Regions from separate parts of the Homo sapiens genome. Here region 2 is linked to region 1. Evidence: chromatin loops called from intact Hi-C (ENCODE). Cell type or tissue: heart right ventricle. All regions are shown on one strand. Links, peaks and the distances in the headings refer to the core of each region. The heading gives the core; the rest is flanking DNA.

The links. Hi-C counts contacts between places; a loop is a spot of excess contacts. Peaks named below come from ENCODE experiments on the same cell type or tissue, not always from the same donor. Only the 100,000 strongest peaks of a DNase experiment are listed, where the experiment ranks them.
Region 2: it touches region 1 in a loop (2.0-fold over the local background); 2 of 110 quality-filtered maps call a loop at or near these places.

Annotation. Positions count from the first base shown.
Region 1 is chr7:47,437,955-47,452,982 of GRCh38, forward strand. It overlaps TNS3 (tensin 3), which reads right to left. Exons shown (of 31, transcript NM_022748.12): 5 at 4,049-4,101; 6 at 1,533-1,704. The coding sequence starts at 1,682. Among named protein-coding and RNA genes, the nearest start is that of SNORD151, 19 kb to the right of the region's middle. RefSeq lists an enhancer at 9,396-9,896. In heart right ventricle, for the core only: a CTCF peak has its summit at 6,933; no DNase peak of the experiment used is centred there; H3K27ac peaks cover 2,853 bases.
Region 2 is chr7:47,546,164-47,561,191 of GRCh38, forward strand. The region is part of intron 1 of TNS3 (tensin 3); the gene reads right to left. Among named protein-coding and RNA genes, the nearest start is that of TNS3, 28 kb to the right of the region's middle. RefSeq lists enhancers at 10,171-10,899, 11,628-12,355. In heart right ventricle, for the core only: no CTCF peak of the experiment used is centred there; a DNase peak (open chromatin) is centred at 5,748; H3K27ac peaks cover 945 bases.

The DNA of each region.
Region 1 (15,028 bases), core at 3,577-11,576:
CCGGCCAAAAGCCATGGCCTAAGTTCACTGAAAAATCACAGCCATTTGTGGAACCTTGCTAAATACTCAAGTAGTTCAAAATGAAAATAATAATAATAATAATAATAATAATAATAATGTTCCAGCAGCAAGGAGCCTTAAAAATTAACTAAACGTCCCTCTCACTTCAGAGTCAGAGATGTGAGGAAAGTGGAGGGTGGGGGCTTGTCCTGGTCACCCAGCAAGCCCTGTTTATGACAAGGGGGGGCGCTGCTTTGTGACCCACAGTTCATTTCTAACCCTGCACAAGAAAAAGATCCCTGCCATAGCCATTTTGCAGGGAGAGCTCTGGCCCTGACAAGGCCCCACAGACAGGTGCTGGCCAGGGCTCCAGGCCCTCTGCATGGTCTCTTTGGGGAAGGGGGACTGGGGAAGAGGGGAAGGATGGCCAGAGAGGAGACTCAGGATGCGCTGACCAGCCTGGGAGTGGCTTCCAAAGGAAGGAGCCATGGTCCTGCAGAGCACACCGCCTCAGTGATGAAGGAGGAAGCCCTGAGGAGGAGAGGGCCCCTGGTGAGAGGCACCACCATCAAATGGGGCTTGGCCACCACTTCCTGTCCACTGCCAGGTCACAGACAAGACGGGCTTCAAGACCAGAAAGAGGCAGGAGCCTGAGTGAATCAAGGATCGGGGAGGGGTCAGGACCCAGGTAGCACCTGGGCCAGGGCTGCTCTGGCATCAGACGGAGGCCACATCCTACTCTGCCACTTGGGTCCACCTCTCCCAGCCACTGGTGCCCCAGTCATTGGAGCAGACCAGCAAGGAAGACAATGAACACCTTGTAGGTTTGCAGGGCAGATTAGCTTTACCACAGATAAGGAGGCCTCCTTACTAGAGATAACAAGGCAGGTAGAGAGAGGGTGCCAGGGAGCTGTCATTCAATCCCATTAGTGACTGTTGACAGCAGAAGGAAGTCAGCCTCCACCTGGGCTACCAACCATGGGAACAGAAAACAAGGGGCCAATCAGAGGGTGAGAGATGGTGAGAGGCTGTTCTGTATTATTCCTCAGATGTGGCTCCACCATCAACTCGACAAGTGTGTTTTGAAAATCAAGCTGTCTCCTTGTCTCCAGGGCAGCCCCTGGTTTCTTGGGTGCCCACCTAATTTGTCTTCCTAATTTCTGGCTCAGGAGGAGAGTCACAAGTTTGTCTCTTGATACGAGGGATGCAGCATGGGAGCGCAAGGGTGGCTGGCTGGGGACATGTCCCAAGGCACTGGGGAGCCAGCCTCACTGATGAGTGCAGGACAAGGCAACAGCCATCCCTGCGGTCAGCAGTCGTGTGTCCCTGAAAGCTACCTACAGAGACACATAAGTCTCCTCCCCAGGCGTGGCAGCAGAGAGACAGAGGACGAAGGCGCCACGGACAGCTGTGTGAGCCCAGGCCCTTGAGCTTCTCCCTCATGTGTAAACCAGTGTTCTGTGAGTGCCCATCCCTACACAGTGCCTGCTGCAGAGCCTGCCCAAAGGCTCCCAGAGCCGCCCACCGCTCACCAGGTAGTTGTCCCCGTGCTTGGACTTGAGCATGCGCGTGACCTCCTGTAGGTTGTGCAGGTAGGACTCCTCAGAGCAGCCGGCAGGGAAGGACACAGCGATGATGCGCTCCGTGATGTAAGTGAGGTCCAGCCCATGGCCCTCCTCCATGGTGGGACTCAGGATGACGGGCCTGCGAGAGAGCAGTGGGCAGATCAGAAACAGGGTAAGGAGGCAGCAGACATTCATCCTCTAGGAAAAAGGTGAAGACGACGGACACTCATCCCCTGGGTGTTCACATCAGCACCTGGGCGGCCAGCTACGGGAATTTACAGTGTGTGCAGCCTCTGTGCTGTGTTCCCATAACAGCGGGCAGTGTGGGGAGGGGCACAAGATTGAATTTTCCTAGCAGGGCATGACGGGGTACCGCAAGCTGCGGTCAGGGAACGCACAGAGAGAAAGCAACTCAGAGCAGTGACGCATGGGCTCAAATGCAAAAGCACGAAGGCGGGAAGGACTCTTTGTGGTTACACTGGGAGCAGGAACAGGGTTCCAGGCGGGACTCCTGGAGTGGGAGCCTCAACCCTGCTCTGAGGTGTCAAGGTCGGCACGAGGGGGCACCGGGAGGGGGCCAGGAGGAAGCGGAGATGGTGTGAGCAGAAGCCAAACATCAGCAAGCAGCTCCTCGTGTCCGTATGCGGCATCCTGGGGGAGGTGCGGCCAAGGATGAGGCTGGTGAGGTGGCCAGCTATGGTCGTGGAGGACCCTGCAGGCCCAAGAAGGAGGCAGGACCTCACGTGGAGAGGGGACCAGCTGGGGCATAATCAAAGCGGCCTTTCATCTACTGAGTAGCAACTCAGCAGACTCCTATCAGAAGGCTAAGAGCTCCATGGGGCCCCGCTGGGACCCCACCCAGCTAGCCACAGGCCAGGTGGATGCAGGGTAGAATGTGGGGCTGGCCACCCAACCAGGTGCCCAGGTGGCCAGGGCAGGCCCCCAAGTGTGAGATGAAGACTGTGGAGGAGGGAAGAGGGAAGAGGGCAGAAATGGTCATGTCATGGCCAGCAGGCTGAGGACTTGGGCAGGACTGGCAGTGTGGAGTCAGGCACCCAATGTGACTGGAGACAAGGGCCTCCCACAGACCACAGATTCTCCACCAGCCCTGTGGGCCCCAGGGAGGCCTGAGCCCCTCCCAGGAGTGCTCCTAACATTATGGCTGAGGGTGGTATCCAGGAGGAGGTGGAAAAGGTTCCAGGGAGAGGGGATGGGGTTGAACCCAATCGGTGCCCCCATGAGGTAAAGCCAGAGGCATGGGTGCACGGGACGTGTCCTTAAGTCCCTCCAAAGTGCTGCCACCAGCTTTGGGGTTTTCATTTTTACTACTCCTATGTGTTTCTCTCTTTCTTTTAATTTTGGAAAAATTCAAAACCATATAAAATGGTTTTGCAAACCTCCATGTACCCACATCACCTAACTTCAAAATTACCAACACACAGCTAACCTCTGTCCATCAATATCTCCAGCAATCTCCTCCACCACTTTGATTGCTTTAAAGCAATCCCAGATACTATGTAATTTCATTTATAAATCTTGCAGAATTTATTTCTAAAAGATAAGGGCACTTTTTGATTAAAATGTCTACAATGCCATTATCACACCTCAAAAAGAAATAATAACATCAAACATCCAATACCATACATTTATTTTTATTTTTATTTATTTTTATTTTTTCGAGACAGAGTCTCGCTCTGTCGCCAGGCTGGAATGCAGTGGCGCAATCTCGGCTTACTGCAGTCTCTGCCTCCTGGGTTAAAGGGATTCTCCTGCCTCAGCCTCCCGAATAGCTGGGATTACAGGCATGCGCTATCACACCCAGCTAATTTTGTATTTTTAGTAGAGATGGGGTTTCACTGTGTTGGCCAGGATGGTCTCGATTTCCTGACCTTGTGGTCTCCCCACCTCAGCCTCCCAAAGTGCTGGGATTACAAGTGTGAGCCACTGTGCCCGGCCCATACATTTATTTTTTAAGGTTGATTTGTTCAAATCAGCATCCAAACAATTCCCAAGGATTTTGTTTTCTCTACCTTATTTATCAGACATGGATTTCATTCCAATTCAAATGTATTGAACACTGTTAGAACAGAAATAAAGCGCTTCCTACGGTCATGAGGATCCACAGTGAGTGCCTCTCCAGAAGATGCTGGCTCAGGGCCCCCCTCATCTGCTCTAAAGGGGCTCTTGCCAGCACACCCTGGAGTCTCCCCCAAAAGTGACACTTGCACAATCAGGCCTCAGCAGTGCAATTATTTATTCAAAGACAATCACAGGTGTTTCTACCACCTGGGCTTCTGACCCTGACACAGCATTTAGAAACGGACAGAAAACCTGGCCTGTATCACCTTTGATTGGCAATGTTTACAACCAAAGCAGAAATTATGATTTCTACAGAAGAAAATGATGCCATGCCCAAGTTTCCTCTGTAGAGAGCTGACCTACAGCCAGAGACACAGGAATGCATGACCCACACAGACACTCACCGCAGAGGTTTATCACGGCAGAGAGAACTGGACAGCGTGGAACTCCCTGGAGCCTGCAAATAACAAAACAAGGGTCATTTTGAAGTTTCCTTTCCTGCCAGTCTACATGACACAGACACCACTGAGAGGGAACAATGACAGCCGTTCCACAGTTTAATCATAAACAGCAAGTCAATCGTAACTACAAGCCCACCTTATCACCTCAGAAGGGTCTACACCATGTTGTGTGATTCAGCTCACCAGAGGACGCAGTGCCACTAACCAGCATCAGGACGGGCTTTCACAGGAGCCAGTGAGGCCACCCTCCAGTCAGGGCAAGGTAGGCATCGCTTGGCCTGCAAACAGTGCCCTGCCCTCCAACACAGGAGGTGCCAGATGACACCAGCGCTATGACTATCATGGCTGCTATTATTTACTTGAAAGAACCAATTAATGAGTGACTTTCAGGAATTCTCAGTCATACCTACTCTTTTTTAAAGAGCCTATTCAACAGGGAGAAAAGACTCGGGTTATAATTACTTTATAGTTATATAACTCTTCCTTGTGTGTAAGGGTTGTTATATACTATGGTGACAGAGATCTACTATTTCAGGAAAAATGCCCAGCAACTGTGTGAGTAAGAAGGCTCTTCAATATTTCAGAAGTGAGGAAATTGGGACTCAAAGAGGGAAGCGATCTTGTCAGATGGCAGAGGTGAATGGGGAAACCCAGACACCCACTACAGGGCTCCCTCAAAGTCTCTTTCTGCCCCAAGCCAGGTAATGCTGCACACAGGAGCCCAGAGACCCCCGAGTTGGGGGGACACAGAGCCTCCGGCACTCCTCCTGCTCCCCGATCAAAGCAGGCCCACAGACACCACCATCAGAGGCATCAACACCCCCGATCACACCTGGGATCCCACTCAGGCAGGTGCAGCTCACCTGGACTCCTTAGGCAAGAAATGAACAGAAAACAAATTCTATGTATATTTCGGAGACCAACAATACAGATGTTTTCCTGAAATCATACCAATGCAAAGCCTAGCGCCAATTCCAAAACCACAGAGATCATCGTCTCAGCCTCCCAAGACAGGGGCAGGATCTAGGGGCGTGCTCTTCAGTTCTACACCAAGGTGCCGGTGAGCTCAGCCCTGGGTCCACCTCCTCATTGTTTTTCCCGGGAAAGCCCCTTGGCCACTCCACTTCTTTGTCTCCTGCCTTTTGAAGTGAGAATAGTAACAGACAGGGCCAGTCTCATGGAGCTGTCCAGGGATTCACTGAGGTAATTCTGTCAATGGCTTGGAATCCAGCCTGGCACCGCATGGCCACTGCCCGTGCTGGGCAGACCTGGTCAAGTGAAGTCCCGTGGTCTCCAGACCCCGCCCACCCCTGACATCTGAGCTGCACCCCCTGCTCATCCCCTATGCCCACAAAGCTGCAGGAGGCTCCAAACATGTTCCTCTGATCTTCTCAAAGCCCTAACCCAAAGCCTTTCACAGCTCAGACTAGACAGCTACAAAACAGAAGACTACTCTTTTGCCTAGTAGAGCAGCAAAAATAAAAATCTTGAAAACATTTTTTAAAGTTTTGATGAAATATAAACAGATGCAAGATTTCAGAGGACAACTTGTCAGTGTGTATAAAAAGTATTTAGAATACGGCCGGGCACAGTGGCTCACACCTGTAATCCCAGCACTTTGAGAGGCCGAGGCGGGCAGATCACTTGAAGCCAGGAGTTCAAGACCACCCTGGCCAACATGGTGAAACCACGTCTCTACTAAAAATACAAAAATTAGCCTGCGTGGTGGCGCACACCTGTAATCCTAGCTACTCGGGAGGCTGAGGCACAAGAATCACTTGAACCTGGGAGGAGGAGGTTGCAGTGAGCCAAGATCGTGCCACTGCACTCCAGCCTGGGCAACAGAGCAAGACTCTGTCCCAAACAAATAAACAACAAAAAAAAAGTATTTAGAATACAATCCCAGAGTAAACTGAATGCACTAAAATGAAGTCTCCGAAAAGGTAAGGAAATGATACATCAAAAACCCGTTTAGGTTAATTCATACAATCTGTACATGTAACACTCAAATTCAAGCAGCTCAGATGCAATCCTAATAGAGCCAATCTCATTATGGGGAAACTCAGCTTAACCAGGGTCCCATTTAATTCAAAAAAGTATTCAATAAGCCAACATCTCAGGGGAGAACAGCAAGGAGTTTGATCGACCATGGTCCTGGGTCTTACATGAACCCACCAGGATCTGACTATATGTGTCCCACATCTTCACCAGACCACGCATCCAAAATACAGTGACTCCCATTGCAATGCCATGCTGGAGTACACTGGCCCAGTTCCTACAAGTGGGCTGTCGCTTCAGACCCTATGTCACGCTTATCATTTGACCGTGAAAGACTGGCACGCAACTTAACATATAAACAGCATTATATAACTCATGGGGCAAAACTATTTAACTCTCACATGACACATCATTCCAAGATGACAACCACACAAATACGTGACTGCTCACTGCCGGCACCAACGTGATGGGGTAGGAGTGTCACCGTCCCTCAGGCGGGGCCCTGACGGCAGGAGGGAAGGAGGGAAGGGTCCCAGAAGGCATGAGGACTCTGCTGTCCCTGACGGAACCCAGGGCCCATTTCCTCAGCTGCAGAGTGAGAAGGGCAGGTCAGACAGACCCACGGGATCTTCTCAATCCAATAGTCTCTGAATCCAATTCAGCATTATAGGCCTCGATACAGTAACTCCAATGTTCAAACCCCGAAACCATACAAATTGCAACCACTGCCAAAAAAACAAACAAAAAAAACCTTTTAAACCAATAGTTATATAATTTCTAAGGTCAAGGCCAATGGAGGAAACTGTAATCTGTGCTATCACCACAGGGAGGCCCCAGCACCTGAGCTGGTGAAAAGTCAGAAAGTGTTGAATTGCACAAAGTTGCTTACATGAAGTGTTCGGAAATGCAGGGTTCCTGTAAAGTGTCCCAGCATTGCCCAGAGACACCCCTTCCTTAACCTCTGTATTGGGAAGAGGGGCAGGAAGGAGGAATTCAGCCCGTCCCCCAACATACCCAATTTTCTATGTAAGTCTACATCCACTTAAAATCGAGGCGAGAAACCCAGCACAGCTCAGGGCCACCCTCCAAAAACACAGACAGCTTGACACCCACTCAAATCCCCAGCCCCAGACCCGCATCTGTCCACCTCATGCCTCCAGATGTGCAAACACAGGTCTGGCCACCTCCAAGGCATGTGGTGCTCAGCAGCTTCCATAGCACAACCCTGAAGAGCATTGCACGGAGCCCAGCAGAAACCCCAGTAAGCAGACATCACCACCCCTATGTTACATGTTACAGGTTGGTAACATAGGGATGGTGATGAGGAAATGAGGATTTGGTGGGCGGACGTGTTGGAATCCCACAGTTAAGCTGCAGTAGCACCTTCTGACACCAAAACTCTGTTCTCCTTCCATCTCCTGGCTTTCAGGTGGTCCACACCCTCTCCTGCACAGGCTGCCCCTGAATCACATGAACATCAGTGAGGATAAAAGACTCTTGCTTGGGGGAGCTGTTCTAGCCCCGTGCCAAAAAGGGCAGAGAAACTATGGCCCTTCCATCACTTCCAAGTCAGCGTCTGAGATCTCATGTGACTAAAATCCCCCTGAATCATTCAGGGGTTAAATCTGGAACCAAGTAGAGGACATGCCTATGACAGGTCCCCCTGACACACTGGGGTAGAACCCCCTCAGCTGCTTTGACTTGGACTAAAATGAGAACCAGGCCCCATACTGAACTGGAACTGCCGCCAAGAGTTTCTGAAATACTGTGCTTGTCAAGAGGAGACTCAGGGATACAATGTCACTGTAAGTCTTTATTTGAAAGTAAACAATACACCTACACTTGGGTTGCACAAATCTAAACCCTGTGTGTGCACCATAATGCATTTCATGACTGAAGGATGACTGAGAAACTAACTTGCTATAGGTTATATTAAACCTGGCTCCTGAGAAACCCGAAATCCTAACCTCATATAAGGTTTAAAAAACTCTCTCTACTTGTAGGCACCAGTCCTGCAAATCTGTGTTGCAAACTCACTCTCTAGGTGTTTTTTTCTTTTGTTTTGTTTTGTTTTGAGATAGAGTCTTGCTGTTGCACAGGCTGGAGTGCAGTGGCACGATCTCAGCTCACTGCAAGCTCCACCTCCCAGGTTCATGCCATTCTCCTGCCTCAGCCTCCCAAGTAGCTGGGACTACAGGTGCCTGCTACCATGCCCAGCTAATTTTTTTGTATTTTTAATAGAGGCAAGGTTCCACTCTCTAGGTGTTTTGAAAAGAGAGCTGCCTGCTCACGTCCTCAGAAGCCTTCCCAAGCTGTGGTTTCCTTGTGGACCCTATCGCCAATGTCAATCAAATCCAAGCCCTTAGTGATTAGAGTTTCCATGAGATAGAAACACAAGTTGCTTCTTTTGTTCTCTTGTTTTCCAGGGTGAAAAAACCCAGACAGCAAAGCCTCCCACCCAGCCTCTGCCCAGCCCATGCCTCCCTCACCTGTGTCCCTGTTGGCATGCTCTTATCACAGCCTTCAACACCCAAATAAGAGAAAGAGAAAAGGGAGGCCCAGGTAGAATCTGTGGTTAAGGTTAAACCTGCAAAAGGTAAGCCTGCAAAGACCGCCCTGTTCCAGGCTGCCTTTTTTTTTTTTTTTTTTTTTTTTTGAGTCTCACTGTCGCCCAGGCTGGAGTGCAGTGGCATGATCACGGCTGACTGCAGCCTCTCAGTGACTTCTCGGGCTCAGATCATCCTCCCACCTCATCCTCTCAAGTAGCTGGGACTACATGCATGTACCACCAAATACGGCTAATTTTTGTTTTTTTTTTGTAGAGATGGGGGTCTCGCCATGTTGTCCAGGCTGCTCTGACGCTCAAGCAATCCACTGGCCTCGGTCTCCCAGAGTGCTGGGATCACAGGCATGAGCTTCCGTGCCCGGCCAGACTGCTCTTTAGAAGCATTTTCCTTCTACAGGTCCTGGAGCTCATCCTGGCCACGTGACAAACTGGCCCCATGGGCTCAATGAGGTCAATGAGGTCACTAAACTCCCTTTCTCTTCCGGTAAAATGACAGCTGTGGATCAAACACTTGGAGGTCATCCCAGTCCTGGACTCCCTGAGTCAGTGAGTGAAAAGTGAGGAGAGGCATTCCTCAGATAAAAAATTAGATGCACTGCCTGGAGGGTCATTCTGGTTCCACATATGTTTGTTTGTTTGTTTGTTTGTTTGTTTGTTTGTTTGTTTTTGAGATGGAGTCTTGCTCTGTTGCCCAGGACAGAGCACTTCCTAGTGTGTCACAGCAGTGGGCGAGAGCAGACTAAGCGGCAGGAAGGCAAAAACACCTCTTTTGGGAGAAAGTAGCCTAGCCTTATGGCAAAGCACACAGGCTCCACATCAGGCAGTCTGGGTCCAAGTTAAGGGTCCACCGCTTGGCACCTGCAGCCTCAGGAAAGGTCCTCCACTCGCCTAGGCCTCATCTCCCTCCTCTTTCCAGGACTGTGCGCTCATGTCCCGACCTCACCTTGGAGTTAGCAATCCACGCATGGCACACTAGGGCAAACCTGCTTTTCACAGTGGCCCTATGGCACATGGTCCTGCAGTGACCCTACAGTTCTCAGTCCCGCTGTGCCCTCCTGCAGGGCGCCATCCTGCAGTGCGCTATCCTAGCACACCCTAGGCTTCACCCTAAAGACCCTACCCTAAAGCCTCATCCCATCCCACAGCGCCCCACCCCACCACGCGCCATTTGCCAAGACCAGCGGACAACTCTAGAACATGTGATGATGCTCGCTCTAGTATCTCTATGAGAACCATGCTTTCCACTGTGAACTGCGGCTTCTTGCTCAGGAGGACAGCCCTGATCAGAAGGAAGACCTGAGCTTCAAAGAGTCTTTCTGCACATCTGGGAGCAGAACAAGGGAAGAGCCAAGCACATCCACCTAAAGAAGGCAGAGAAGACAGCAGGAGGCTGGGGGCCCTGGCAGAAGGAGGGGAGGCTGTGGACTGCTGGGACTGAAAGGGCCACTGGAGATTCCCCAAGGCCACTGCCAAAGCACATTTCCAGAGCAGCCATCCCTGGAGCTGCTCCCTTGGCTGTCACATCAACACCATGGCCACCACCCGGGCAGGAGTAAGCACACTCACCAGAAAGCCAGCAGCCTCCTCTGCACTCACCCATGTGGGGCATGCAGAGGGGGAGCACAGGGAGGAGGGAAGAGTGAAAGACACAGGCCCCATTCCCTCTGCAACAAAACTTCCTTGAAGTCCACGACGTCCCAGGGAGACATGGGATCCTCCCCAGGTGGGGTGGGATCCCAGCTGGTTTGATGTTCCTCTCCACAGCTGAGGATCTGGGAGCCCCCACCTGACAGGAAGGTTAATTTCGAGACAAGCTTGTAATCAATGAGAGCCCAACTCTGGTGGGAATTCGATTTTTTTTTTTTTTTTTTTTTGAGACAGAGTCTCACTCTGCCACCCAGGCTGGAATGGAGTGGCACGATCTCGGCTCACTGCAACCTCTGCCTCCTGGGTTCAAGCGATTGTCCTGCTTCAGCCTCCCGAGTAGCTAGGATTATAAGCACCCACCAACACACCTGGCTAATTTTTGTATTTTTAGTAGAGACAGGGCTTCACCATGTTGGCCAGGCTGCTCTCGAACTCCTGACCTCAGGCAATCCACCCACCTCGGCTTCCAATGCTGGGATTGCAGGCGTAAGCCACCGCTCCCAGCCAGAATTTGGTTCTTTTTTAACCTATGTCCTTCGACTGCTTGTTTGAACAAATCAACAGTTTCCAAAACCTCACAGTATAGTAATGAAATCTGAAATCAGACAGACCTGGGTGTGAGTCCCACACCACCTGCCAGCTGCAGAATCTTGGGCCAGGGCACTCATGAGCCTCAGTGACCCCATCTGTGGAGCGGGACAATGATGTCTCCCTTGTGAGACTGTTCACAGAATAAAGACAAAAATGTCCAATGCCTGCCTGAGACTAACAAGCCAGCCTTGCTCACTGCAGATTGTCCCTGAGCCTTGCACTGTATGTTGCCGATACATCCAGTTAAACTGTACAGAATCTCTACTGCCCAGGGAAGTCACTGCTCGACGTTCAGCACTGTGCGCCTGGCACGGGTGCGTATCCTGCAGGTGGAAGGCAGTGTGAAGAGTAGAGTCAGCTGCAGCAAACCAAGCCTATGTCGTGCAATTAATGCTAGTGCGGCATTTCAAATGGAGCATCCTTCACTGACGTCCCATTGCCATGGGGTGAAAGGCAGGTGCTCAGCCTGGTCCTCAGAGCCCTGGGTGAGCCAGCCCCTGCCTCCTCATGTGCCTCCCTCACTCCCTGTCCCTACCTTACCTGCTGTGCTTCCTCCTGCCCCAGGTTCTTTGCACATACCACACAGTTTAGAATGCTCCTCATTCATGTATCCCAGCTTTACCTGGTTAACTCCTGTGATTTCTCAAGCACTTGGCTCAGATGGCAACTTCCAGCAAAGCATAATCTGATCTCCCTACCCGACCTGAGTCATATGTTCCTTTCTACTTTGGTCTCCTTTTTGTTTTGTTTTTGTTTGTTTGTTTGAGACAGGGTCTCACTCTGTTGCCCAGGCTGGAGTGCAGTGGGGTGATCTTGGCTCACTGCAACCTCCATCTGCCGGGTTCAAGTGATTCTCCTGCCTCAGCCTCCAGTAGTTGGGATTACAGGCGCCCGCCACCACACCCGGCTAATTTTTGTATTTTTAGTAGAGATGGGGTTTCACCATGTTGGCCAGGCTGGTCTTGAACTCCTGACCTCAGGTGATATGCCCGCCTCGGCCTCCCAAAGTGTTAGGATTACAGGCGTGAGCCACCACGCCCAGCCCTGGTCTACTTTACTGTGCCGACCACAACTGCAAGAAAACAACTAACTGTGAATTCTCGTCTGAGCTCTACAGCCCCCTCCCATGCGGATCCAGCAGAGGCACTGGCAGTCTAGCTCCCAGAGGTATCTCTAGCCTCTGGGGCCGCACTCTGCACACAATAGCCACCCAGCACAGCAGTCTGTAGAATGAAGAAAGGAAGAAACGAACCACTAATCCCAAAGTGGCTGTGGAGTCATCTGGCCATCTGAAGAGGCATGAGGATGCTGTTATTAGATTTCAATAACAGACAGCTAGTTAGCTTTAGTTTTGGGTTAACAAAAATAAATGTACCCATTGACTTTAACAGGCTTATCTAAAAGAAGAATAGGATGAAAAGCAGTGACATCTGCTCCTTCCCAAGGTCATAACATGGAATAACTGGGGCCTATTTAGGAAGACAGTGCCCACAGAATAGCAATGTGGTTAAGCATCAGCTTGACAGCTCGGTAAAAGCTAACAGTGTGACTTGGATACACATGACTATAAACTGTGGATTTTTCTCACCCACTGAGCTGACCTCAGTACCCTGTGCCTACTCAAGTACTGAAAACGGTAATACACATTTTTTAAGTGTTTTCTCACATAATTCCCCAAGACTACCCTTTAAGAAGCAGTCCCCTTAGCATCTCTGCCTCCCTAAGACCCAAGACCCTGGAGCAGAGGTGACCATCCCTCTTCCCAGGGGGGCTCTGACCACTGGCAGAAAGCAGGTCTCCACTATCTGCCAGGCCTCTAGCTACAGCCCAGGCTGGCCAAAGAAGCAGTAACTAGCACTGGCCCTCACTCCTGCTTACCCAGGGGCCAATATGGGTGCAGGGCAGTGCCAGGATAGGTTAAACATGGCACCCCGTTCCCTGCCTCTCCTTGTCCTCACTGGCTTTTGGTGAAGAGGAAAGAAAAGAAGCCCTTGGCAGGGCATGGTGGCTCACACCTGTAATCCCAGCACTTTGGGAGGCCAAGGCAGGGGATCACAAGGTCAGGAGTTCAAGACCAGCCTGGCCAACGTGATGAAACCCCGTCTCTACTAAAAATACAAAAATTAGCCAGGTGTGGTGGCAGGTGCCTGTAAACCCAGCTACTTGGGTGACTGAGGCAGGAGGATTGTTTGAACCCAGGAGGTGGAGGTTGCAGTGAGCCAAGATCATGTCATTGCACTCCAGCCTGAGACGCTGTCTAAAAAATAAGAAAAAGCAGCCCTTTTATGGACGTCATGTTAGGAATCCCAGCAAGGCCTAAGCCTGCAAAGAGAATATCAGCTCCCCTGGGTGTCCCCAGGGCCTGTGCGCTGCTCCTAGCAGCCTGACCAGCCCTGAAAACTAGCAGTGTAAACAGCTCTGTAAAAAGAAACAAAAGGCCAGGCACAGTGGCTCACGTCTGTAATCCCAGCATTTTGGGAGGTGGAGGCAAATGGATCACTTGAGGCCAGGAGTTCGAGACCAACCTGGCCAACATGGCGAAATCCTGTCTCTACTAAAAATACAAAAAATTAGCCGGGCGTGGTGGTATGTGGCTGTAGTCCCAGGTACTCCAGAGGCTAAGGCAGGAAAATCGCTCAAACCCAGGAGGTGGAGATTGCAGTGAGCCGAGATGGTGCCACTGCACTCCAGCCTGGGCAACAGAGCGAGACTCCATCTCCAATAAATAAATAAATCAAAAGAAACAAAAGCCACGGATAAATCCACAAGGAAGCAGGACTATGAACAGCCCGGTGACGAGAGACACAGATCACAGCTGCCGGGCCATGTGTGAGGTGAGGACAATTAAACAGGTTGGGCTGAGACACCTCTGCACATTCTGTTTTTGTTTCACCAAGCAAATGGAGAAGAAATAAATGTAAAATCTTTTTCAAAGGCAACAACCTGAACAACATTCAGCTGGCAAATTTCAAGGCATTTATTTGTTCATCCTTCATTGATTCCTCCACCACCCAGCACATACGACTTGGGGGTTCAGCACACACTCTTTGTAATACTAATGCCTGGGTAGGCAGCCAGCTCTACTGCTCGAGTAAGCCGTCTGATCTTGGGAATTTACTTGCCCTCTGTGTGACTCAGTTTTCTCATCTGGAAAAGGGAGACAGAAACAGCATTCTTGGAAGGATTAAATAAGGAAACATAAACATAGGGCTTAGAACAGTGCCTGGCCAGTAATAAGTGCCAAAGAAATATTAGCTACTTATTCCATCATCTTATTTCTGTGTCAGGCCTCTGTGAGGCCCTGGAAATGCACTTTATCCACAAGTTATTAGGATCCCCCTTAGATCACAAAACCAGCTGTGACCACAATGCCCATTTAACAGTAGGAGAAACAATGCTCAGAGAGGGTAAGTGATTTTCCCAAAGCCACACAGTTAATAAGACATTTTTTTCCCTTCCAGAACAAGAATACCAGGAACCAATTAATTGTCAGGATTGCCCAACTTGATTTTCTGCTTAATGCTTTTAAACATAAGCAGCAATCGTTAAGAACTGCCAGAGAAAGTACACCCCATGGAGGGTGGGAAACTAAAATAAAGTCATCTTGTCATTTTACCTTCATGTTCAACTATGAGAAACAACAGACTAAGATTGTATCTCTATTTATTTGTAACGAAATAGTCACAGGATCCTGCCTCCCTGGCCAGGAGCTCAGGCTGGTTTGGAACCATATGGAAGGAGGCAGCTCAGGAAGACTGGCAGCAGGGAGAGGTAAGCAACACTCAGGGAGGACACAGAGATGTCAGCATTTCCAAAGAAGTCGGAAGCTCCCCTTTGCTCTTCTCACAAATAAGTTTCCCAAGAAGGGGCAGATGGGGCGGATGGTTCTTAGGACACAAGGTCCCACCGAACATCTGCAGCATTGAAGTGAAAGGGGAAAAATGACTTGGAAATGCCCCTTCACTGCAAAGCAGCCAGTACCGGAGGCCACAGAGGAGGGTGGCCAGGGACAGACAAAGTGCCCAGTGCCAGCCCAGCCGAGAGGCGGCACGTGGGGAGTTGGGAACTTACTGTGCTGGGCCTGGGCAGGGACCACCGGCCAGGGCTGCTTTTCCCTTCCA
Region 2 (15,028 bases), core at 2,601-10,600, 110 kb after region 1:
AATTATTCTGGGCCACAGTTTCTTCATCTGCTAAAGCGGATGATCAAATTGCAACCGACCTCAAAAGCTTCTAATGAGGCGCTGAGGCTCAGACCTTAACCATCTTACCTGAGCCACTTGTCTCACGTGGCGTCCACGTCCGGCACCCCCTGGCCTCACACACAGTCACCGCACAGCAGCACTGCTGTTCCGGAGCTGGACTGAGCTCCCAGGACCTGCCGTCACCGCAGGAGAGCTCCTTCCTTACAGTCTTCCTGCGTCCCAGCCCTGTGCACATCCACTGAATAAGAGCCTGAGGAAAACCCCTCCCCAGGTGGCCCAGGACGGTGAGGTGCTGAGGCTGGGAGCCTGTGGCAATTTCTACACATCTGTTTTCAGCTTCCTAAAAGGTTCGATGTATTGCTCTTATAATTTTTTTAAATATCACTAAAGTATACTTACAGCATAGTACTCACAATCCTCTTATCCTCCTTATTTAAAAAAAAAAGTTTTTAAATGTTATTCAAGCAAAGAAAAAGGCAGTTCAAGTCCCACCTCACCACTGAAGCTTCTCATCCCATGTCTGCAGTGACAGCCATCACTGTCCACCCAGGCTAGCAGGGAACAGACATGGGCTTGCGGCATACCCCACTCATACTATAAACTACGCGTGTGCCAAGACCACGGTCTCTCAGTGTGTGCGCTCAGCACCCGCCTGGTAAGACACGGCTGTGCTCAACAGGCGCTGCGGATGGAATGACTAAAATGACAAAGACAGACGCCAGGTTTTAAGGTCACCCCCTTGACTACCACACCCCTCAGTCACGCCCTGGGCTGGGCCTTTGGAACACCCTGAGCTGTGGCCTCCTATCTGCTGCCCTTTGAGTTTCTGATTAGATGGTTTACAATTATACTGGCAGGGTTCATCTGTCCATTCATTCATTCCCGAGTTTATAGCCTAGGAGGGAGCAGAGAGAAGATAAAGCCAAGGAGGCAGTGGACCCTCCAGGGTGAGGAGGGAGGGAGGCAGTGTGTGTCGGGCTCCAGTGTAGACTGGGCCTTGACCAAAACAGGTAAGCAGAGGCTCAGGAGCAAAGGGTGGGAGTGGGGCGGAGGGCAAAGCGAAGAATTGTGTTGACTTCAACTGGACTAAGAATTAAGAGAGATAAGGGGCCTGTGTCGGGGAGTGGAAGGCAAGTGTGGGTGGGACGTGAAGGAGTAACCAGCACTCAGTGGAGCCCTGGGGACATTAGATTTGGAGGCATGCTTCTGCTGAAATTGCTGAAATTGCTGAAATTGCAGGGGGCAGCGGCACACACTGGACACGAAGACACTTTTATCAATGGGGTTCCGGGAGCTGCTCCTCCCAGACCTCTAGGTGTCCACTGTTAGTCACCAGCACAAGGTACTGGGGACAATCCTATAGTTCCATCAGATGGCCAGGTCCACATTGTGCATCTTCCCTGCATGAGGTAGGGAAGATGAAGGTCTGAGGGACAGCAAGCCAAGGTCACAGACTTCCAGGAGCCCTCAGCATGGCCCCACGTCTACGCCGCCATCCACCCCTCCACAGTCCTTTCTCATCAGTGCATAGCTGCTCTGTGCAGCAACACGCACAGGAGCTAAAGCCTCCCAACAAACCTCAGCCCAGAAGAAAATGGAGACCACTGCAGTTCACCAGCTCATGTGCATCGCTGCCAGGTGCCAAACCCAGATGCACATGCACAGCGGGCTCCAGCATTGTCCCCAGCCACCCTGGCTCTCATTCTCCAACTCCTGACGGAGTCTCACTCTGTCGCCCAGGCTGGAGTGCAGTGGCGCGATCTCAGTTCACTGCAACCTCTGCCTCCCAGGTGCAGACGTTTCTCCTGTGTCAGTCTCCCAAGTAGCTCGGACTACAGGCATGCACCATCACACCCGGCTAATTTTGTATTTTTAGTAGTGTTGAGGTTTCACCATGTTGGTCAGGCTGGCCTCGAACTCCTGACCTCAGGTGATCCACCCTCCTTGGCCTCCCAAAGTGCTGGGATTATAGGGGTGAGTCACCACCCACCCCGTCCCTCCAGCTCCTAACCTTCACGTTTTTCTTGCCTGTGCCAACTTTCCCAGTGGCATACAGCCTGCTGTAACACATCCCATCTTTGAAAACACAACCCTCCTTGAATGCCTACCCAGCCTTCCCATACCTGGCCTGTCTCTCTGCTGTTCCCCTTATAGGAAGCCTTCCTCAAAGGCTGACTATAGTCACTGCCCCTTACCCCAAGGTTCATGGGCTCCAGAATCCATGTTCAACCCATCTCACTGCAACTTTCCATAAGTCACCACCTAGCCATAGCCTGTCAGACCCAGTAAGGGACACCTGTCCCTCATTTTATTCCAATCCCAGCCGCATTTGAACACACCATCTCCTGATGCATTTTCTTCCCTGGTCGCTGTGACCCCGTGCCCTACCTCACTGGTCCTGCCTTTGCCTCCTTTGGAGGGTTTTATCCCCTTGGGTACTTCTAAGTTTCAGGGTGCCTGGGCTCCGACCTGCAGGTCCTCCCTGTGAATGCACCCCCAGGCCGGCTGTCACCCTTCCCACCACCTGTCTGCCGGCTGATGGTCCTGACCACTCCAAGCTTCTTCTCCCCTGACCTGCTGAGTCCTGAGCACCACCTGCTCCCACCTTCACTGGGCCATCCCCGAAGCACCGCTCACTTCAACCCTCCAAATAAGAACTCCCAGTTTTCTCCCCAACATGTCCTCCCTGCTGCTCGGTCTGCACAAATAGCACCACTTCCCCACACAGTCAAGTCTCAACCTTGGGGCTCCTTCTCTTTCTCTTACAGCACACAGCCAATCTGTCAGCAAGCCCTGCAAAATAAAGCCCCAAAAAGGCCCAGTTCCCCGGTCTCCACTCCCACCATCCTGGTCCACCCACCACTGAACTGACCATCTCTGTGCATCCACAGGCCAACCAAATGGAGCTTCTTAAGACAGGAATCAGGACATGACAATGTAGCACAAAACCCTCTCCAGCTTTTAGAATCTACACCCTTAAAAAATAAATAAATGAAAGTTCTTTTGGCCAGGCGCGGTGGTTCACACCTGTAATCCCAGCACTTTGGGAGGCCAAAGTGGGCAGGTCACGAGGTCAGGAGATTGAGACCATCCTGGCCAACATGGTGAAACCCTGTCTCTACTAAAAATACCAAAAAAACTTAGCCATGTGTGGTGGCGGGTGCCTGTAATCCCAGCTACTCGGGAGGCTGAGGCAGGAGAATCACTTGAACCCAGGAGGCGGAGGTTGCAGTGAGCTGAGATCACGCCACTGCACTCCAGCCCGGCAACAGAGGGAAACTCCATCTCAAAAAAAAAAGTTCTCTTCATGAGCCCACAGACCAATGTGATCTAGCCCCTGCCTGTCTCTGGCCTGCTCTCCAACCTCCTCAGCCAGGTGCTGCCTCAGGACATTGGCACTTGCTGTCCTTACAAACGGGCTCACTTCCCCCAGATCCCTGCTCAGTTTATGCCTCTCCTGCATGAGGCCCTAGGGAAAAGTCCATCCACCTTGGTCTTACAGTCATCGGGTATGAAAAACTCACCTCTAAGAGGGCATAAACTCTAGTCCATCTGTCCATCCGGTTCAGAGGGATCCCCCTGCCTAGAACACAGCTAAGGATTTGCTGAATGAATGAATGATACTCCTGATGGGCCCTGGCACACAGACCACCTACTGGCCCATTCCAGGTTTTTCATGCTCTGACCAGAACACTGCAGTATCAACTCTACCCACGTCCCCGCCCTCCCACCCCATCCCCACAACCTAGTTACTTCGTTTGGCTCTTGACAGGGGTGCCAGACCCATGCCTTGGTCTCCTCTCCCCTCTTCCATCCCTCCCACCCATCCCCACTCAGCTAAACATTGGTCCCCAAATGCAACACTGAGGTCTCCCCTGCGAGGCCTTCTCAGGGTGGATCGGGCAAGGTCTTCTGGCCCCAGGCCTCAGGGCCCCACAAAAGTTCTTACATCACAGGGAAGCCCTGCACCCTCACCCTGCCCTTCACCTATCCAAGGCCCAGACGCGAGAAGGGGTCCATGCCTGTTTGCTGAATTAATGAAGGAAGGAAGAAGGGAAATGGGAATAGAAACACGGCCCCATGGTTCCATGGCCAGCAATGTCCACAGGAAGCCTTGATGTATGGAGAGGGCTTGGTGAACTGCACAGCCCTTTGCAAAAGATAAACGCGTAGAACAAATGGGTGAGCAGCCAGACCACAGGATCCGTCCTGTAAGGCGGTAACCTTGGCTTGCTGTCCCTCTGACCTTCACCTTCCCAACCTCATGTAAGCAAGATGCTGTCCCTAGTTGTCCCACAGCAAGACAGCTAGGACCAGGAGATAGAAGCACAAAGACACATTTGCAGCAGGGTCTCAATGGGCAAGGCACATGAGAACAAAATCTCTATGTTCTCATTTCAAACACATATCACAATGGTCAATTCTCCTTCAAGGAATGTGTTCTAAGGCAATGACCATGCCTGGAAAGATCTACGTGGAAGGGCAGGGTACAGAATTATGCACAACAAAAAAGGCTGGAAGCAGTTTTAATAGCCAGCAACTGGGCTCTGGTCATTTTATGGTACTAACATAGAATGGGATTCGAATACTATGAAGTCACTAAAAATAATAATCACATCCATATTCACTTATATGGAAAACGCCCATGGGATATTAACAAAGTTACAAAACAAAACAGACCTAAGTTTTGGTCATTCCTAAACAGTCTTACCCCACTCCTGAGGAGTCATGCCACCCCAAAGAGACAGAATTTTGCTGTGGAGTGACTGAGCACATCTCCCAAGTCTGCACCCAGCCAAGGAACATGAGCTCACTCAGAAAAAGGGCAAGGAGGGGCTCAGCCTCTTGGGAGCCTGGGTGAATAGCATTCACCAGACCTGTGGGAAGCGCCAGGAAGATCTTCCTAAAACACCCGGTTCCTTCAGGAAGCATCTCCTCGGAGTGCCCCTGCTTCTTTCTCAAATGGGCAAGGTGGGCTCCCTGCTGCACAGAGGGCAGACAAGCTCTAGCACCTGAGCTCCCGGGCAGAAGGCTGGCCTGGTGTCCACTTCCTGCCGCTGGACTCGGGAACTGAGCAAAAGCAGGTGGCTAGACCCTGGGCACGTCCTGAAGGTGGAGGCCCAGTGGGGCACAGCCATGGACTGGATGGTTCTGTCTCACTCCAGGTGTTTCCTTAAGCAAATGGGGAGACCACGGAGGAGGTGGGTGAGGGCACAAAACGTCATGTGGCTGGAGCCCTGGGTGTGGCCACCTCAGGCCAAAGGGAAGGAGCTAGAGTTCCAGCATAGCCACCAGGAGCAGGGGAGCCTTTGGCTGGGTCAGGGTTCAAAACTACAGGCAAGGAGACCCCCAGTGGAATAATTCATGCCTTGGGGAGCACTTTGAAAAGTCATTGGACAGTCTACAATGAGAACTACGAAAACATTCGCACTGCAGACCCTGCTCTTTCCACACCTGTGAATCTCAACTCAGTAAGTGTCCACAGACAGGAGAGAAACAACACCCCACACAGGCAAAGTTAAGTCAGCAGACCAAGGTTCACACTGTGCACATGTGTGTTAGATAAGTAGAGAGTAAGAAGTGTGCAAATTCATGGAATGGAAGTATGGCTGTTATCACCCTAAATTCTTGCACTTGCAGAGACTGAAATAACAGGGAATGACGTCTGCTAAGGCACAGCTGGAGCGGGGCAGGGGTGGGGTGGAGAGGGAGGCTACAAAACCGTGTGTCCACCGGGAGCGATCCTTGGCCTCTCTGCAAATGCACTTCTTGTGTTGGAGTGCTTTTACAAGGAAAATGGAAACATTTAAACAGACATTGAAAAGGGGCGGCATTCTTACCCACCATATTTATCTGCATAAACCTCCCCACGCCCATCACATTCTTCTGGCACACCTAATTCATTTCTTTTTTTTTCATTATTTTTCTCCTGAGGCTATTTTGGCTGCAAGATAGATTCTAACAGAATAACAGGGATTTAACAAATAAAAGGAATGCTTAGGGATGCGTTAACAGTAATCTTGCCAAGCCAGGAAGCCGTCTAGAGCTTGGCACATGAGTGAAGGCGAGAAACAATTTGCCTGGAGAAACAAGAAGAAAAATAACAACAAAAAATCACTCTCTGCCTCCGTTGCAGAAATCAACAAGACACACACAGGCAGACAGACCTCGTTTTATTGTGCTTTGCTTTATTGAACTTTGCAGATACTCAGTTTTTTTTAACAAACTAAAGGTTTGTGGCAACCCCACGTCAGTGCCATTTTCCCAAAAGCATGAGCTCACTTCTGGTCCCTGTGTCACATTTTGGAAGCTCTCACCATATTTCAAACTTTTTCATTATTATTATATCTTTCATGGTTATTTGTGATCTGTGCTCTTTGATGTTACTATTGTAATTGTTTTGGGGTGCCATGAACCAAATCCATATAAGACTGCGAACTCAATGGATAAACGTTCTGTGTGTTCTGATGCTCTGGACTGCTCTTTCCCTCTCCTCGGACCTCCATATTCCCTGAGACACAACAACACTGAAATCAGGCCAATTAATAACCAGTAGTGTTGAAGTGAAAGGAAGAGTCACATCTCTTAAAAGCTAGAAATGAGTCAGCTTAGTGGGGAAGGCATGTGCTCAGACAGGCTAAAAGCCAGGCCTCTCATGCCAAACAGTTAGCCAAGGTGCAAATGCAAATGAAAAGTTCTTGAAGGAAATTAAAAGTGCTGCTCCAGTAAACACACCAATGATAAGAAAGCAAAACAGCCTTTTTGCTGTTACAAAGAAAGTTTGAATGGTCTGGATTAGAAGATCAAACCAGCCACCACATTCCCTTAAGCCAAAGCCTAATCCAGAGCAAGGCCCTAACTCTCTTCAATTCTATGCAGACTCAGCAAGGTGAGGAAGCGGCAGGAGAAAAGTTTGAAGCTAGCAGAGGTTGGCTCAAGAGGTTTAGGTAAACAAGCCGTCTCCATAACATAGCAGAGTAAGGTGAAGCAGCAAGTACTAATGTAGAAGCTGCCGCAAGTTATTCAGAAGATCTAGCTAAGACCATTGATGAAGGTGGCTACACTAAACAACAGATTTCAATGCAGACAAAATCAGCCTTCTATTAGAAGATGCCACCTAGGACTTTCATAGCCAGAGAGGAGAAGTCAATGTCAAGCTTCAAAGCTTCGAAGCACAGGCTAACTGTCTTGTGAGGGGCTAAGGCAACTAATGCCTGGAAGTTGAAGCAAATGCTCATTTACCATTCTGAAGATTCCAGAGTCCTGAAGAATTATGCAAAATCTATCCTCCCTGTGCTCTATAAATAGAACAGTAAAGCCTGGATGACAGAACTTCTGCATACAACATGGTTTATTGACTATTTTAAGCTCACTGTTGAGACTTACTGTTGAGCTCACTGTGGAGACACTACTGCTCAGAAAAAAAGAGATTCGTTTCAAAATATTACTACCTGTTGACAATGCAGGTGGTCATGCAGCAACTCTGACAGAGATGTACAAAGAAATGAATGTTGTTTTCATGCCTACTAACACAACATCCATTCTATGGCCCATGGATCAAGGAGTAATTTTGACTTTCAACTCTTACTTTTTTTTTTTTGAGATGAAGTCTGGCTCTTTTTGCCCAGGCTGGAGTGCAATGGTGCAATCTCGGCTAACTGCAGCCTCCGGCTCACTGCAACCTCCACCTCGAGGTTCAAGCGATTTTCCTGCCTCAGCCTCCCGAGTAGCTGGGATTACAGGAGGCTGCCACCAAGCCTGTCTAATTTTTGTATTTTTAGTAGAGACGGGGTTTCACCATGTTGGCCAGGCTGGTCTCGAACGCCTGACCTCAGGTGATCCGCCCACCTCGGCCTCCCAAAGTGCTGGGATTACAAGCGTGAGCCACTGTGCCTGGCCCTCAAGTCTTACTTTTTAAGAAATACATTTTGGGCCAGGTACAGTGGCTCACACCTGTAATCCCAGCACTTTGGGAGGCCAAGACGGGTAGATCACCTGAGGTCAGGAGTTCAAGACCTACCTGCCAACATGGTGAAACCCTGTCTCTACTAAAAATACAAAAATTAGCCAGGCATGGTGGCGGGTGCCTGTAATCCCAGCTACTCGGGAGGCCGAGACAGGAGAATTACTTGAACCCAGGAGGCAGAGGTTGCAGTGAGCTGAGATTGCGCCACTGCACTCCAGTCTGGGTGACAGAGGAAGACTCCATCTCAAAAAAAAAAACAAAAAAAAAAACAAATCTGGAAAAGATTCAACAGTCCAGATGCCTTTAAGAACATTTGTGATTCATGAGAGGAAGTCAAATTGTCAATATTAACAGGAGTTTGGAAGAAGTTGATTTCAACCCTTATGAATGATCTTGAGGGTTCAAGACTTCAGTGAAGAAAGGAGCTGCAAATGTGCTGGGAACAGCAAGAGCACTAGAACTAGACGTGGAGCCTGAAGATGTGACTGAATTGCTGCAATCGCATGATCAATCTTTAATGGATGAGAAGTTGCTTCTTATGCATAAGCAAAGAAAGTGGTTTCTTAAGATGGAATCGGGCCGAGCACGGTGGTTCACACCTGTAATCCCAGCATTTTGGGAGGCTGAGGCAGGTGGATCACAAGGTCAAGAGATGGAGACCATCCTGGCCAACATGGTGAAACCCCGTCCTACTAAAAATACAAAAATTAGCTGGGCATGGTAGTGTGCGCCTGTAATCCCAGCTACTCAGGAGGCGGAGGCAGGAGGATCGCTTGAACCCGGGAGGCAGAGGTTGCAGTGAGCCGAGATTGCGCCACTGCACTCCAGCCTGGCAACAGAGCGAGACTCTGTCTCAAAAAAAAAAGAATGGAATCTACCCTTGATAAAGAAGATGCTGTACATATTATTGAAATAACAACAAAATATTTAGAAAATTACACAAATGTGGTCGGGCGTGGTGGCTCAAGCCTGTAATCCCAGCACTTTGGGAGGCTGAGGCGGGTGGATCACCTGAGGTCAGGAGTTCCAGACTAGCCTGGCCAACACGGTGAAACCCTGTCTCTACTAAAAATACCAAAACTAGCCGGGTGTGGTGGCAGGCGCCTGTAATCCCAGCTACTTGGGAGGCTGAGGCAGGAGAATCGCTTCAACCCAGGAGGCGGAGGTTGCAGTGAGCTGAAATCATGCCAACACACTCCAGCCTGAGGGACAAGAGCAAGACTTTGTCTCAAAAAAAAAAAAAAAAGAAAGTTACACAAATGTAATTGTGTAAATGTAATAAAGCAGCAAGAGGGTTTGAAAGGACTAATTCCAATTTTGAAAAAAGTTCTACCGTGGATAAAATGCTATTAAACACCATCACATGCTACAGAGAAGTCTTTCATGAAGGAGTCAACTGACGTGGCAAACTTTATCATCGTCTTATTTTAAGGAATTGCCACAGCCACCCCAACCTTCAGTAGCTACTGATCCGTCCAAAGCCATGAACTTGTAGGCAAGACTTTCCATCAGCAAAAAGATTTTAACTTGCTGAAGGCTCAGATGATTGTTACCATTCTTTAGCAATAACGCATTTTTAAATTGACATGTACATTGTTTTTCTAGACATACTGCCATTTTCACACTTAATATAACTACAGCTTAGTATAATCAACTTTTATATGCACTGGGAAACTAAAAGATGTGTGCAACTTACTTTATCTCAATATTCATTTTATTGCAATGGTCCAGTTGGCACCAAACTGCAGTATCTCCAAAGTAAGCCTGCACACACATAATACACACATGCACATTACATGCACATAGACACATACATGTAGGTGTGCATGCATGCATGCACGGTATACATGTGTGTGTTCATGTGGACACACATACACTTGTGTACATATACATTTAGGAACGTGCACTTACATACACACATACGCATATAAACACACACAAAGGCGGAGGCAACCAGTTGGAGTTCAGTGTGTGAATCCCATGTTCAGATTCTCCTTGAACCCACATGCCCTCTTTTGTAGAATAACCCTGTTGACAATTGAGCAGTAAGAGGTTCTAGTAAACTGCAGAAGATCCTGGAGACACTTTAAAATCAAAACGTGATTTTTAAAAAATTACCTTTAGTAAAACAAGTCAGCTACTCTAAGGAGGTTCCCAGATAGATTATTTAGAGTCCTCATCCTGAGACACACTAAGGGCCAAGACCCCCTGAGCAGGGGTCTCTCCAGGCCATCTGGGGACAACTCTGCACCCCCATGAATGTGGGTGTTCTGCCTGTCCTGGGGCCCTAGGAGCCTCCGGCCTGAGTCTGGGCATCTGAAGCTCTGAGGTAGGGAACCGAGGACGACAGAGGGCCCCACATCCCTTAGGCCCAATCCACAGGCGAGCATGATTATTATTTTGTTGGTTGTTTGACTTTTCTTTCCCTAAGCCCATAATTGTGACTTCCTCCCAACAAGTTCCTCCGGTCAGTGGGTACATCTGAGTCACACTCTGGGGGCAGGGGCGAGTGAAGCTTCCCAAGCTGAGGGAAGCAAAGCAGAGGCATAACAGCTGAGATCTTCAGGGGCTGCAAAGTGCGGGCCCCAGGCCAGACGCTGCCCGCTCTCACTGGCTGGGCTGAGGGGAATGCAACCTCCCATAAACCCAAATGGCAAAACTCCACAAGTCTTTGGTACAGTGAGCATGGCATGCAAGGAAGGAATGGCACCTGGCGATTCTCAATGCAACGGTGCTGGGCAGAAGGGCAGGTTGCAGCCAAGAGGCCCTACTCCCAGCCCTCTGTCCTCCAGTCCCTGCCACCAAGCCATGCCCCCCACAGACGATAACCAGGAGCAGCGGGGGCGGGGAGCAACAGAACCTGACCTGTGCAGGGTGTGCAGGGTGCCTAGTCCCCATCTTCCACCAGTTGGTGATGCATCCGAATCCTGATCTCTGCCTGGAGCACATGAGGAGGCTCAGATCCACCTTGGACAAGTCCTGCAAATGTCCAGGGTCAGAACAATCCTTAAGACCAACAGTGCGTCTGGGAAAGTTTACAAGCGTCCTACGTAAGGGAGAGGCTGACTTTTCGTCTTTCCTCAGGGTGCAGTCACGGGTGATATGCACAGCTTTGTCAGAGGCTTTGAAAACCAGCAGCCGCCAAGGCTACTTCCACCAGAACCATCAAACCTGCCTGCAGCGAGCTCACAAATGGACCTTTCTGTCCCAACACTACTATTTAACCCAACCCTCACCCATCTAGGGGGTGCTATCTTTTAATCTTTCAAATACAGGAAAGGAAGAGTCACAATGTGGAACGAAAAAAATGGTCCTGTCCATTTCTGCAATGCCTTTCCTTGCAACACATACAGAAATCTATCTTAAGTAACAACCAGGTAAAGCACCCATATGGGTAAATAACTGAAGGTTTTATGGGAATATGACGTGGCAACTGGCAGAATACTCTCTGGGATTTTTCATCCTAGTTTGTTTTTTTAAGTGCCAACTGACTTCTCTGCCTACTAATAATTGGAGGCGCTGGGGACATTTGGAAATGTGAGGACATTTTAACCATCACCACCACTGGGGTGGCCACTAGCATGTAGTGGGAGGAGGTAGGGAGGCCACGCCATTCCTAGAGCAAACTGTCCAACAATGAATTATTCCACACCACATGCCATGAACCACGCCTTACTGGATTACATCCACAGTTCAAGAATGTGTGTCATGGAATTCTCCAGAGGAAGTCTCCAAACTGGAAGGATGGCCTCTTTTCCAGAGGGCTGCGTAGAAGGCCTGCGGTGAGCAGGCCTCGGGACATCTCTGCTGTCTGCCCATCGTCCCTCTGGCAAATGACAAATGACGAGAACTTCTGCACCACTCCCACCCCCACCAAGGAGGCCTGAGCACACGAGGCAGGCCCAGGCTGGCCCTCCACTGTCCACCCCCATGTGGGTGCTGACGCCTGTATACAGGACACTGCTTCCTGCAGGCAAGAATGAGGGAGCCCGATTCTAGCATCAGAGCCTCTTGTAGGTTCCCAACATAAAAGGAAACAGGGTATTTGCCGTCCTGATAAGAGCAAGCTACAGCAAGCCGGTGCCGAGGAGGATCAAAGAGGCTGCGCCACCTCCTAGGAATGCTTCCTCGGCCTGCATTGTTTTCTTCTTTTATTCTTACCCCAGGGCAAAAAGCAAAGCTCCCAGTCTGTGCCTCATTTCAGGCTAACTTGACACTTGGCAGAGGGTCCCACACCCTCCTCCATGCAAGAGTGGGTGCCTCCACCAACCCCAACCCCTTTGTGTCCATCAGCCCAACTTCAAAGAGGCCGACCCCAGCACCTCCCCACCCTGCAGTGGAGCACACCTGCAGGGACCAAGAAAGGCCCAGGTTTTCATTCTAAGGACTTGGGGTTCAGGCCCACCTCTCCCATCACCTACTTGCAAATTTCCACCGACTCCTGTTTCGTCGATGGAAAAACTGGGACAAAATAACCACAGCCTCCCTGGGCAGGTTTCCCACGCATGAGGAGAGGACAAGGCCCACTGCCTGGGGCCCCCCTCAGCAGAGGGTCCCAGCTCTGCCTCCCCAGGGTCCCACTCTCCCACACAGCCACCCTATGGGACATTCCTCTGTGTACACCTGCAGGAAAACCCTGCTCAGGGTCCAAGTCCAAGCCCTCCTTGGTTATGTCCAAGGCCATGAGCAGGAGGAAGCTTTGCATGACCCCCTCGAGCCCTTCCACTCACCTGGTAATGGCAAAACTGGCCGCAAATCTCCCAGAGCCGAAATCTCCCCAGAGGGAGCCCAAGGGAAAGCACTGGAAGGCAGAAGCAAATCTCGCAACGCCCGTGTATATAGACCTCCCATGTCACTCTTCCAACCCCATGTTTAATGCATATTTAAATATACAGACAGGCAGGTCGTGGTGGTTCACACCTGTAATCCCATCACTTTGGGAGGCCAAGGTGGGCGGATCATGAGATCAGGAATTTGAGACCAGTCTGGCCAATATGGTGAAACTCCATCTCTACTAAAAATACAGAAATTAGCCAGGCATGGTGACGCGCGCCTGTAGTCTCAGCTACTTGGGAGGCTGAGGCAGAAGAACTGCTTGAACCTGAGAGGTGGAGGTTGCAGTGAGCCAAGATCACGCCACTGCACTCACACCTGGGCAACAAAGCAAAACTCCATCTCACAAAAAATAAATAAATAAATAAACAGACATCAAGACACATGTTCAGATTTTTAATAATGGGAGCGGGAGAATTCTCCAAGGGACAGCAGAGGTGGCTTCACAACATTGCATCTTAGGAATGTGCCCTTGGCGAGTTCCAAGAACTTTCTGGTGCAGGGCGGTGCCTCAGCCTCGTCACATCATCTTTACGCACCCCAGGACTATGCAGAGAATGGAGAACAAGAGGCAGGGATGGGGGCTGGAAGGGGCTAAAACAAGAGCCACAGGAGCCAATCTTACGAGAGGCCAGCCCTCCTGCTCTACATCTCTGAGGCCTCCATCAAAGTTCACAGCATCCTATGGCCCCAGTCTCCCTGGGGCCCTTGTCCATCTCTGCACTCACCTCCTTCCACTCCCCCTCATTCCAGGCCCAAGCTCCACCATGCATCTTCATCAGGGCAATGGGCAGCCTGGGGACCAGGACACGCAGAGAGAGCTGCTGTAGCATAGGACAAGGAAACCCTGGCCTTCACATTCGGCGGTCGAGCAGCCCTGATGATCTGATGAAGCTACAAACCCTGAGAACAATCCACACACACTACACCTAGCATGAAGGGATTCACGATGCTGCTGAGGGCCACTGGGGCCCCAAGGTAGGAAGCTGGGTCTACACCACCTGCTCCACCCCCGCAGGACTGCAAGAGCCGGCCGCGGGTCTCCCTTTGCAGCCCACCTCAAACTGGGCTTTTCTGCATCATTGCCATGGTCAGAATGTCTGTGACCCGCCCCCCTACCCCCAATTCCTATGTTGAAGACCTGAACCCCAAGGTGATGGTATGAGGAGCTGGGGCCTCAGGAAGGTGGTTAGGTCATGAGGCTGGAGCCTCAGGATGGGCTTAGGGCCTCATAATAATGACCCCAGGGAGCTCCCTCACCCCTCTACCATGTGAGGGCACATAGAAGTCACCATCTATGAACCAGGAAACAGGCCCTCACCAGACACCGAGGGCCTTGATCTTGGACTTCCAGCCTCCAGAACTGTGAGAAATAAATTCCTGTCGTCTATCAATTGCCCAATCTAAGGTATCAGGTTGTAGCAGCACAAACCAATTAAGATATCACTCTGTCCAAAACCTGGTGTTTTCATGTCTTCCATAAATCTGCCCAACCAAAGCCCTAAACCTAACTTCTCACCCGGTGGCATTCTCCCCAGACTCCCTTGTCCACCTCTCTGCTGCTGTCAGGGGCAACCAGTCCTTGGCCGACTCTGCCTGTGGTCCCGCTGGCTGCTCCTGCAACCCTCGAACTGGGATCCCAGCACAGACATCAGCCTACAAATGACCCCCTTTCCAGGGGCAACAGCAGCCCCACCTCTCAGCACCCCTAACTTGCTCCTCTCAAACCCACCCAGAACAGTGTCCTTTCTGAGGTCCTGGCTGGGGGACTTGGGAATGTCCTGGAGCCTGGAGCCTCCAAGTCCTCAGTGAGGAACCCAGGCGCCACCAGATCCATCTAGAAACAGGCTGTAATCCCCAAGCAACCCTGTGTGACCTTGTGTGACCCCCACATCAGGCAGGCCATGGGTGTCCCCATACACAACTGCCAGACCCCTGGCCTCTGATGTCAGGTCACAGTGACTGCTCACCCCAGGGATTTTCAGGTGTGACTTCATGAAAATATCACTGTAACACCAGAAGTAAACTGAGGCACAGCGTGGTCACCTCTTTGTCTAGGGTAATAGGGATAGGACGTGGTGCGACGCTGGTTGGGCAAACTTCAGAGGGTAAGCTAGGACAGATGCTCATGCCTCTGTAGTCCCACACACCTAGGTTTATTCTTCTGTAGCTCGAGTGCAATATTCT